Regions from separate parts of the Mus musculus genome. Here region 2 is linked to region 1. The links are chromatin loops, found by intact Hi-C in ENCODE. Cell type or tissue: left cerebral cortex. All regions are shown on one strand. Each heading gives the region's core, and the rest is flanking DNA. Links, peaks and the distances in the headings are about the cores only.

Evidence for each region. Peaks named below come from ENCODE experiments on the same cell type or tissue, not always from the same donor. Only the 100,000 strongest peaks of a DNase experiment are listed, where the experiment ranks them.
Region 2: a loop joins it to region 1, with 28 times the contacts of the local background. A loop is called at or near these places in 1 of 42 quality-filtered maps.

The regions. Positions count from the first base shown.
Region 1 is chr2:125,854,887-125,860,269 of GRCm38, forward strand. It overlaps Cops2 (COP9 signalosome subunit 2), which reads right to left and starts at 4,196. Exons shown (of 13, transcript NM_009939.3): 1 at 4,050-4,196. The coding sequence starts at 4,103. It also overlaps a transcript of Galk2 not described here. In left cerebral cortex, for the core only: a CTCF peak has its summit at 3,017 (motif pointing left); a DNase peak (open chromatin) is centred at 4,189; H3K4me3 peaks cover 2,139 bases; H3K27ac peaks cover 818 bases.
Region 2 is chr2:126,705,165-126,710,547 of GRCm38, forward strand. Usp8 (ubiquitin specific peptidase 8) reads left to right here and starts at 2,164. Exons shown (of 19, transcript NM_019729.3): 1 at 2,164-2,323. It also overlaps the pseudogene Gm10774. In left cerebral cortex, for the core only: no CTCF peak of the experiment used is centred there; a DNase peak (open chromatin) is centred at 2,125; H3K4me3 peaks cover 1,994 bases; H3K27ac peaks cover 1,051 bases.

The DNA.
Region 1 (5,383 bases), core at 1-5,000:
GGCATTCACAATGGATAGAATGAACACGTGCAAATATGTTTTGGATGTTCATGGTTTACAAATATAACTCACCATGGTACATTATGAAAATGTTTTATTATGTGCTGTATGTATTTATGCTTATCACTAATGATTTAACACACAAATCATTGATTTAATTTGATCATTACTACACAAGAGTTGCCCATTACTTATTTTAGCTATCCTTGTGTAAAACTCCGAAATTCTTTACACAAAATATACCAATAAACTAACACACCATTTTAGAAATTCACAAAAGTGTTATTAAGAGTTAGTATTCCCCTCTACTGTAGTTTTAATAGGCAGTATCCAACAATACTGACTGGATTATAACAACATTTCTGAAGAAAACTACCTTTATCAGTGTTAGGGTTTTTGGTTTTAGTGATCTGTTTTTAACCTAAAACAACATTACCTGATTAATAGTTTATCCTAATTACCTTATAACATAATTTTTGGTTAAAGTTTTAAGATTTATTTTATGTGCAGGAGTATTTGCATGGATGTATGCATGTGCACCACGTGTATGCCTGGGGCTACAGAGGCCAGAAGATGTTGGATTCTCTAGAACACTGAGTAAAAGACCACTGTGAGTCACCACATGAGTGTTGGGAACTGGAGTCCTGTAAAAGAGCAGCCAGTGCTCTTAGCCTCTGAGCCATCTCTCTATCCCTACTTTTTAATTAATTTTTTTTAAAGTCACACATTTTTTATAATACTGTAGACTGAAAACAGGTCAAATTGTTACCATCAGGAAAGCAGTCAAACCTACATATAATCTTTGGAAATGTAAAAAGGGCAGTGAGTTGTCAAGAGGGCTCAGCAGATAAAGGTGCTTGCTGACAAGCTGGACAACTGGGACTTTATCTATACAATCTACAGGTTAGGAAAGAACAGGCACCCACAAGTTGTCTAATGACCTCTACATGTATGGCATAGCATGCATGTATGTACACACACACACAGAGTAAATATCTGTGAAATATTTTAGATACATTAAGAATAACACATAAGCTATATCCTGATTAAATAAATAAAGGGGAGGCCGACATTTAACTTGGTTGCTTTTGTGAGTGTATTAAGAACTGGGCAGAGAACTGATAGTGCAAACTTTTATGTTTGTGCACACAAGTGGTATATGTGTTAGTGTGCTACTGTGGTAAGAGAGTCTGTTGGACATTCTGAAACTAAACCTCATCCCCCACCCAATAGACACAAAAAAGCAAAATTTGGGGGCATTAAAATATACTCAAGACAGAACTTTAATTTTCAGGGTGTATTCTTGCCACCTCTTTCCACTAGACTAGGCAAATACAAAAGGTGGCTTAGGGCATTAAAACATGAGTGGGCCACAGATAAAGATATGCTGAGTGTCACTGAGGTCAGAAATGCCCCACAGTGCTATTAACATTTTAATCAATCAATTAACTAAAACGGAATCATGAAGTTCAGCCTCCAACTCATTATGTGGCCAAGAATGGCCTTGAGCTTCTGATGCTTCGTCCTCTCTCGACCTGAAGTGATACAGGACGCTGCCACATCCAGTTCTTCAGTGCTAAAGACCGAGCCCAGGGCTTTTGGAATGTGAGGCCAGCACTCTACCAAGTGAATGAGCCCCACCTCTCATGCAATATTTTAAATGAAGTGATAACTAAACGTCTAACAACCACATTTAAAAAAAAAAAAAAACAGAACAAAACAAAAACACTAGCGTGGCCTGGTATTCCAGGCCTATTATCCTTACTATTCTAGAAGTTCAGGGCAGCCTGGGCAAAAAGTAAAGTTTCAAAAGGTAAAAAGAATGAGAAACCTCCTTAAAACAGGATGTCAACCTTGTAGACTTTCTATAAAAAGAAACAGATAAAGATCCAGGCAAAATAATTACTCAAATAAAAGAAACCCATCTCTAGCAGCTATGGAATGACAGCCACCCTCATCCTTTCAAACACGCAGGACATGGGCATCAGTTACCAGAAAGACATCACGTGCCAAAAATTTTAACTGTTAGTAAAAGAGATATAACACCTTTCACTACTTGACATATAGCTGGGAATCTAGAATAGTATCTACATGAAAAATGGATGAGAAGAGCTATTTAATTTCACATAATGCCCAGAGAAGAAAATAAAAATTTCATTAGTTTTGCAACAGTAAAATCTTAACTCTAAGTTTTTTTTTTTTTTAAAGCTGAAACAACTGCATATTCAACTTTATTTAGGATACATTTAGTATAGACATAAAAATGCTGGGAAAGCAGTCATGTTCAAACACTGTATGTCTAATTAGAAAGCTTCCAAAGCAGGGTGTGCTGATGCATGCCTTTACTCCCAACACCTAGGAAACACACTGAGCGCCAAACCAGCCTTGGCTACACAGTGAGACCCTGCCTCAAAACAAAGCAACAAACGTCCACAAATGAGTAAAGTCTAACAGAATATTTCAAAGATTCTCATTTTCATTCCTACACTGTACTTTTAAGTTAATCCCAGTGCTAATATTCATTTATCTAAAAGTTCATGTATTTCATAGACTATTAGGAAAGGAGGTAAGTGAAAATTTTAAAAACACTACCAGCTAAAATTACAAACATTCAAAAGAAATATCTGACAATTTAAAAACTACTTGTAATGGAAACAAAAGCAAAACAAGAGTTTAGTATCTGTTTACAACTACCTTGTGATTGAATAAATAACAAAATTCTGTATTGAAATCACCAAGCATCTACTATGACTCTCCAGTCACAGCACTTCCTTCTGCAAAATATGTCTTTCTGTAAAATGAAAACCTTTTTTAAAAATTGCAAATGATTTACAGATTCATCTATACAAAGATGTTACACCATTACCTCAAAATAAAAATATTAATGCTTTGAGAATGTGACACTTAAAAGAAAAGAGGGCCTGGAGAGATGGCTCAGAGGTTGAGAGCACTGACTGCTCTTCCAGAGGTCCTGAGTTCAATTCCCAGCAACCACATGTGGCTCACAATCATCTGTAATGGGATCTGGTGCCCTCTTCTGGTGTGCCTGAAGACAGTGTACTCATATACATAAAATAAATAAACCTCAAAATTAAAAAAAGAAAAGAAAAGAAAAGAAAAAAGACGACCCAGACTTCTCCAAGCATGTACACCACAGCTTGCACTATCATCGGATTTTTCTAAAAACCGAACAATTGCTTCCCAATTAAGAAACAAAACTGACACTAATTTTGGGATCAAGATAATTTTCTTAGTTCTTACACAGGCATGCGTTTTGGACTATCAACATAAATCATGGGGTACAGTTTAAAACCTGTAAATCCATTCACAATTAAACCTTAAATGGAAAAGAAATCACCAATCAAACTAGGCAAGTTTGTTTACTTTTATGCCATTGATGATTCAAACACGGATGCTGGGAAATTTCTTAAATCAAGGAAAAAGATCATTGGTTCCAATTCCCTTAACCCCTACCTTTCCCCAGTCCAACCAAACAAAAAGCAAATCTTTCTTCGGAGCTTGTCATGTTTTAGAGGACGGGACGAGTCGTTTAACTACTCCTCCTACTCTTGCTCTGAGCCTTAACCTGGGACCCAAACTGACCCTGGGCGAGACTCTTAGGCTGTTTTGGGGGAGACTCCCGAGTTTCGCAGTCAGGTCTGGGAGCAGGATGGACCACCCCCCTCTTCCAGTTTTCACTCTTCCAGCATCTGGCACCGGCTCAGGTCCAGAGTGGAGAAGAGATGGGCCCCCTAGGGCCCAGACCTAAGCGCCGGGCCGTGGAGGCTCGGTGGCGGGCAGAGAGGCGCCGAGAACCGGCCGCGGCCAGTCACCCGCGCTATCCCTGGGCCCAGCGTCCAGGGCGGCCCCGCCGCCTCTCTCCCTCTCTTCCCAGGCCCCACAGGCCCGCGACGCCAGGCGAGGAGGGAAACCTGTCCCTGGGCAGGGCGGAACCGGGCCGACGAGCCCCGGGAGGGAGCTGCAGCCTCTCGGCCTTGGCACCACCGCCACATCCCACTTCCAGCCCCCGCCCGCTCCCTGCGCCTCACCAGGTCGTAGTCCTCCTCATCATCGCACATGAAATCATCCTCCATGTCAGACATCTTGGCCGGAGGGGGGAGGGGGAGAGGAGAAATTAGAGACAGCCTCCTCCCACAGTGCTCCGCGGCCCAGAAGCGTCACTCCCGAGTCTCCTCGTCTTCCGGTCTCTCCAGGAGAAGATAAAGCTCATTCCGGAACTAAAGCGCTCGACCCTGAGATGATTTACTACGGCTCCCAAAGGGAGGGCACAGCCGGCTCTTCCTGAGCGACAGTTTGTGTCTTAGCAACTAAGCGTAGCAACTACGAAATCGGGCGTTGCGGGTCCTATCTGAGGGGCTTCGAAAACCTTCTAGCTGTATCCAGCGTCCTAGGTGAGGGAACTGTCTCCTTCCTTGCCTGGGACTCTGGAACCGTCTGTTTCTAATGAAACATGCCCGACCTATCTGAAAGGTAGCGTGCCTCTACCATTGTTATCTATGTGTTTTCTTTCAACACCCTGTAGTGGTGTTTTTACAGTGGTGTATTTACAGCAACACAATTGTCTAGTAAAGTTATGTTTGTAGTTAACAAAAACAGTTCTGTGGATATCCCGGTTTGGATATGCACTAATCAATTGTTCAATTATTTAATGAATCACAAACGTGCATTAACTGCTTTTAGGATGAAATGAAAGTAACAGTTGGTGACAGATTTTTTAAAAATGCATTGTCGCAGAAAACCATTAGAGTTCAGAGTGAAGAAAAATGTGGAAATAAGGCAATCCCCCTTTTTGGAGAAACCTTCCAAATTCTGTACACAAATGCTATAAAGTTATAAAGTAGATATAGGTTAGAATTTAGGCCCAATTGTTATCTATACAGATGAATTAAACATGCCCAAATTACCAAAGGTAAAAACAAAAAAACAAAACCAAATCAAACAAAATTACCTGATTTTATCTTCATCATGCACAGCTGATGTTGAGCACAGTTCAGCATTAACATTCACACCTTCGGGTTGAATCCTTACAGACCCCGCTTGGCTGTGCTCCAGTGACTTCTGAAGTTGTACCTGATGTCATTACCAGCTTTTCTCTGAATCCACTGGAGAACAGGATACTTTTGGTTTTGTTTCTAAGCCAGAAATTGCTTGGTTCTAAAAATCTTGTCAGAAGACGTTAAGGTCAACGATTGTATTATTTTTATATTGAAAACACTGTGAACACAATTTATAGCTGTACATTCAGAATGTTAAAAAATAAGTCTTCAAACGATTTTGCATTGTATATCATTAACATTGATTTTTTTTTCTTTTTTTATGTTTTGAGCTGGGGGAAGAACTTAGCCTTGTGTGTGTTAGGTAA
Region 2 (5,383 bases), core at 66-5,065, 850 kb after region 1:
AATACAATTGAAGGAGCATATTTTCATCCAGTTGTCCCTCCTCGTTAAGATTTCTCATTCCATAAGTATTGAAAAGCTCAAATCTCACCCCAGGATGTTTATTAGTAATCTGGAGATATCTTCAGTCTTTCTGCTTTTACTGCATGGCTCAAATTGGGGATTATCTTGCCATTTCTTGTACCTTATGTTTGGTACCCGTTGACCCACACATCTACTTCTTCCTCCATTTACACAGAAACTCATGCAAATGATTTGTGATTTCTAGCAAAATCAGCAGCTGAGATGTTAGTGAAGGAGGAAGAATTCTGTTTGCTAGGAGTGGGACGAGATAGAACCAGAATTACATCAATGCAAATAAAATAACTATAGGTATGGGTTGGAGAGATGGCTCAAGAGCTAAGAGCTCTTGCTGCTCTTCAAGGGGACAAAGGTTCAGCTCCCAGCACCCATGTTGGGTGGTTCACAACTAACATGGCCTCAGAAGGCATCACATGCATAAATACATAAAATTGTTTAAAAAACTGTAGGTGAATATTAAAAAGCAGTATTTGTTAAAAGCGTTTCTGGGACCTCATCTTCAGAGATTAAAAAAAAATATTGTTCTCTGGGAGGGGAAGCACATGGAGATCAAAAGACAACTCGTGTGTGTGTGTGTGTGTGTGTGTGTATACAACTCACGTGTGTGTGAGTATGTGTGTGTGTGGACAACTCACGTGTGTGAGTGAGTGTGCATGAGTGTGTGTGTGTGTGTGTGTGGACAACTCACATGTGTGTATACAACTCATGTGTGTGCGTGAGTGTGTGTGTGTGTGTGTGTTTTCCAGGAATCAAACTCAGATTGCCAAGTTTACCTGGTAAGGACTTCACGCATCTTGTTGGGCTCAGAGAAAATTTTCACTGATACACTCCAATGATGTCTCTCTTCCTTTCAGTCCTACCTCCTTCCAATTGTCAGAGCACCCCAAAATGTTCTCCATGTGTTTTATACTTATTCTCACATTCAGCTCTAAGTTTTTCTTTCCTTACTCAATTCCACAAAGCTGAGCAGAGAAAAAACATTTTCCTAAAATAATCCATCCTCAAAAAAACAATTTCTTCCTTAATTATGAGGGGGAAAAAAAAAACATTTGAGGCTTTTATCCAGTAGTTCCCAGCATTGCACGGTATCAAATCACACCAGTCTTTACTTGTCTAGGGAGAACAAATAGTATATAATTTAGTGTTGATTTTTTAAAGGAGAAATGCAAGATTTTGTTTGTTTGGTTGGTTTGGTTTTTCGAGACAGGGTTTCTCTGTGTAGCCCTGGCTGTCCTGGAACTCACTCTGTAGACCAGGCTGGCCTCGAACTCAGAAATCCGTCTGTCTCTGCCTCCCAAGTGCTGGGACTAAAGGCGTGTGCCACCACCGCCCAGCACAAGAATACCTTTGCATGTAGCTAATTGTAATGGAAACGAAACTAAGGTTTATTTTAAAGGTTGGTAGACTGGATGCTTACTACTCTTTAACGTTTAATGGCAGCCTATCTGCTAAGTATTTTCATTTTATATACTTAGTAGAGCTGTGCTTTTAGATTTGACATGCATTAAAAAGTTGGACTGTCCCAACGGATTTAGTGACCAGGGAAAACAACTCCACTCTTAAGCAATTTTTATGTCCACGAGTAGCCCATCTTTTCTCCACAAGACAACTCTCCAAAGAGTTCAAACCCCAGCTTTGTAAGACTGGTCCTTTTGGAAATGTTGACGGTGTTTGTGCAATGTGTTTTCCAAACACGTCTGTTCTTTAACCAGAGGCTTGGCTTTGGAGAATGTTTATTCCCAAGTTTTAGAAGGTATCAATCCTCTCCCCGTATTTTCCCCCTAATGTCCGATCTGACGGGAAAAATGCACTATTGAGAGGCGCCAAAATATCCTCGATTCCTCCGTGGACAGCTCCAAGTCACAATGTGACACAATCTGAACTGACTTCCACCCGGAAAAGAGACGCGCGAGGACACCGGAAGCGCAGCACGCGCGCTTCCGTCCCGCACCAGCTCAAACTGTCCTTCCGACGCATGCTCAGGCCGGTTCGGCGCTCACCCTTCCGGAGAGGGCCGCCCTGATGTCCCTCCCTACGGGACAGAAAGGCGGAGTTACAGGGTTCACTGGAAGCTCCGCCCTCGCCGTGACGTTTCGAGACGCGACCCGTCGCCACGCAATGCGAATCGGGAAGAGGGGATGAGCTGCGCTGCCGTGCGTCTGAGAGCGAAGGCTCGTTCTCCTTCTGGTGGTGGGCGATGGGCGTCAGGCGAGGAGGCCGGTGTTAGCGGAGCGCGGGCGCTGCGGTGAGTGCGGCCTGGCTCCGGCCCCGGTTCCTGGGGAAGGCGTCCTCCAGCTGCTGGTCATCCGGGAGACGAGCCCTGTCCGCGGAGGGGTGGGACAACCCCAGACAACTGGCTGGTCCAGGGAGGGCCCGACTCTTGGTCGCTCCCGTCCCCCTCCTACGGTGCCCAGCGAGTTTGATGTAGTTTGCCGGTCTCAGAGGGTGGCCTTGACCAGTTCTCCTTTCTGTTGGACACTAGACCCAACTTTGGACTCCTTCCTTTTGCTTCCTTTTTTCTCATTTTGTGCTACCTACAACCCCAGGCCTTAATACGACCATTTGTCATGTTTTCCCTATTCCCCTTTACCCGGGTCACGCATGTTTTCAGTGAAGTACAAAAATTGAGTTAAGTAAACTCACCACACTTAAAACTTCTTCAAAGAGGGCATTTTCTTTTCTTAAAAATGTTTCTTCGTTTGTAGACTTGTGGCACTGACAAGTTCCCTTCACATCTGATGTACCGAGAGAGTTGTCAACCCCAAATCACAATGATATTCCTTTACCCACAAAGCTGCAGACCCTGTTCCTATGTTTTGTTCTTGCTTTCTGCCTATGACCTTGAGTCAGTCATTCAAGAAATATTTACGTGACTCACAGAGGTGTTGCAGAATCTAAGGAGTTTCATATTTATTAAAAAGCTCTAGGGTTTCGGATCAAAACGATGCCTAGCTAAAGGGTGTAATTCTTGGTTGTTCCCCGCCACCACCCACAAGGTCTTACTATGTAAACAGGACTTGTCTCAAACTCACTGAAACCTTCCTCCCTTGGCTCCAGAGATGGATAAAACTGCATCAAGCACCACTCCTGGCAAGGGTATTCTTTTTAAATCTTAGAGTATTCTTAGTTGTGTATATTATCCTACTTCATTAAAAATTCCATGTGTTATTTTTTGGTTTTGGTGGCTTTATTCTCTTTCTTTTTTTCTTACTTTCTTTCTTTTTTTTCTCGAGACAGTTTGTCTGTGCAGCCATAGCTATTATGGAACTCACTCTAAACCACGATTGCCCTTGATCTCAAAGTTCTGCCTGCCTTTGCCTCCCGAGTGCTGCCCACCACTGCCAGGCTCGGTGTATTGTTGGTGGTGGTAGTTTTTGGTTTTTGTTTCTGTTTTAAAGATATCTGCTTTTTTTTTAGTATTTCACTCTTTCTGTTTAAGACTCCCTGGTGAAAGTCAATCATGTTGGATTTAGGTAGTTTCTCATCTATAGAGCACTGGCCTAATTAAGGTGCTGTTGGCTGTATGTATGCTTATTTAAGAATATGAATTAGTATATAACTTAATTATGCCACTGTATCACTGTTGATCCTAAAATGTATATTCCTGCTCTTTTGCCCAGATATTGGGCATTGCACGGATCTTGCAGTAGTAATGTAAGCCTGTGAGGAATGAATAATGAATAGCTTGTGACTTGTAGTTTTTGAGATAACAATGGATAAGATAAACTAACAAAAATATTTAAGGTTTTCTTTTTATTCTTTAACTTGTTGATTTATTTACTTGAGCCTTATTAATCATCCTGATCTTTTGTTGATAAGAATGGAACCGAATCCAGATGGCTTTGTAAACCAGTTGTAATGTAAAGCCAACACATCAAATTTTATTCATTATATACTTAGCATCCTGATTTTCTTTCTTTTTTTTTTTTTTTTTTTTTTTTTTTTGGTGGTTCTGCAAACATCTTTACTAAACAGTTCCTTCCAGGGTAACAGGACTTAGCCACAGGGCCACAGCCAGGCAATACACCAACATCCCCAATAGCTCAGTTTGAACATAGCACGACAGGCTGCCCGTGGCCAGCAGGAGACAGAGGAGGGCAGGCTCCAGCGGTCACTTCTCTAGGGGTGCATAGTTCAGCAGCTTCTCAATCAGGTCCACGTGTGCTAGCAGCATGCGGCGGCAGCAGTAGCGCTTTAGGCCCAGAGCGTCCAGGGCATCCCCCTCCGTGTACTTGGCCTGCAGCAGACCCAGGTAGGCTTCCCATTTGTTGCCGACGATCTTCCCGCAGGTGAAGCAGCGCACCGGGATGATCATGGCGGCGTCTGACATCCTGATTTTCTAAAGGGAAGATTTATTTTGCCCCACAGTTTCGGAGACTTCTGCCCAAGCTTAATTGGCTCCATTACTTTGCATCTGAGGTGAAGTGCAGTCCCCTGTTAGCAAGGGTGTGTAAAGGAGACTGTTTGCCTCGGAGCGGTCAGGAAGCAGGGAGGAGTCTTGCATTTTATCTTGTTATAAAATCCAACTTTGTTCACCTGGATAGTTGCTGATGGTTGCAGCTGGAAATGATAACTGGCATGTCCACATCCAGTCTCTTTGTGTGGATTAAACTTCTCATGGCATGTGTGTTGGGCTCCATGACCACACTTGAGGCAGAAAGTAGAAGCTTTCAGTCTCTGAAAAGCCTGTATCAAGAAATTGGCACATTACTTCTAGTAATATTCTACTGGTTAGAGCAATCAAGGCGCCCTCCCCATCAGCTGATAGATTTATACTATTTTTGTGTTTATGTGTGTTTGGTGCTAGGACACCCAGGGCATGGCACATACATATCCTATCACCCATGGCCTGACTCCTACCTTTTAAAGCAAAAGGCTCTCAAAAACTACTTTATAGGCTCCCAACATGTGTGTGACCACTGTACACAGGTATATAACACACAAACACTGCATGCATTTTGTATGTATCAAATACTCTGTAGCAAATGTAATCTAACCACACATAATTGCTCTTAGAAACTGGGGTACTTTCTTCCTTCCCTTCCTCCTTCTTTTCCTTAGCATTCTAATATTTATTCATGTCCCTTAGAGTTCTTCTCTTCCTTGTTTAGCATTACGCTTTCCTTCATTGCAGAGATGTCTGTTCTTTTCTGAGTCTGTCTTCCCATAGAATGCCTAGTTTGAGGCCTTAAGTGAAATATCAGCTGTCAAAAAAGTAAAGCTTCAATTTCTTGGTGATTTATTCTCTTAATGTTAGTTATTAGTATGTGATGTCTATACACTTTTGATTGTGTGTATTTGTTTA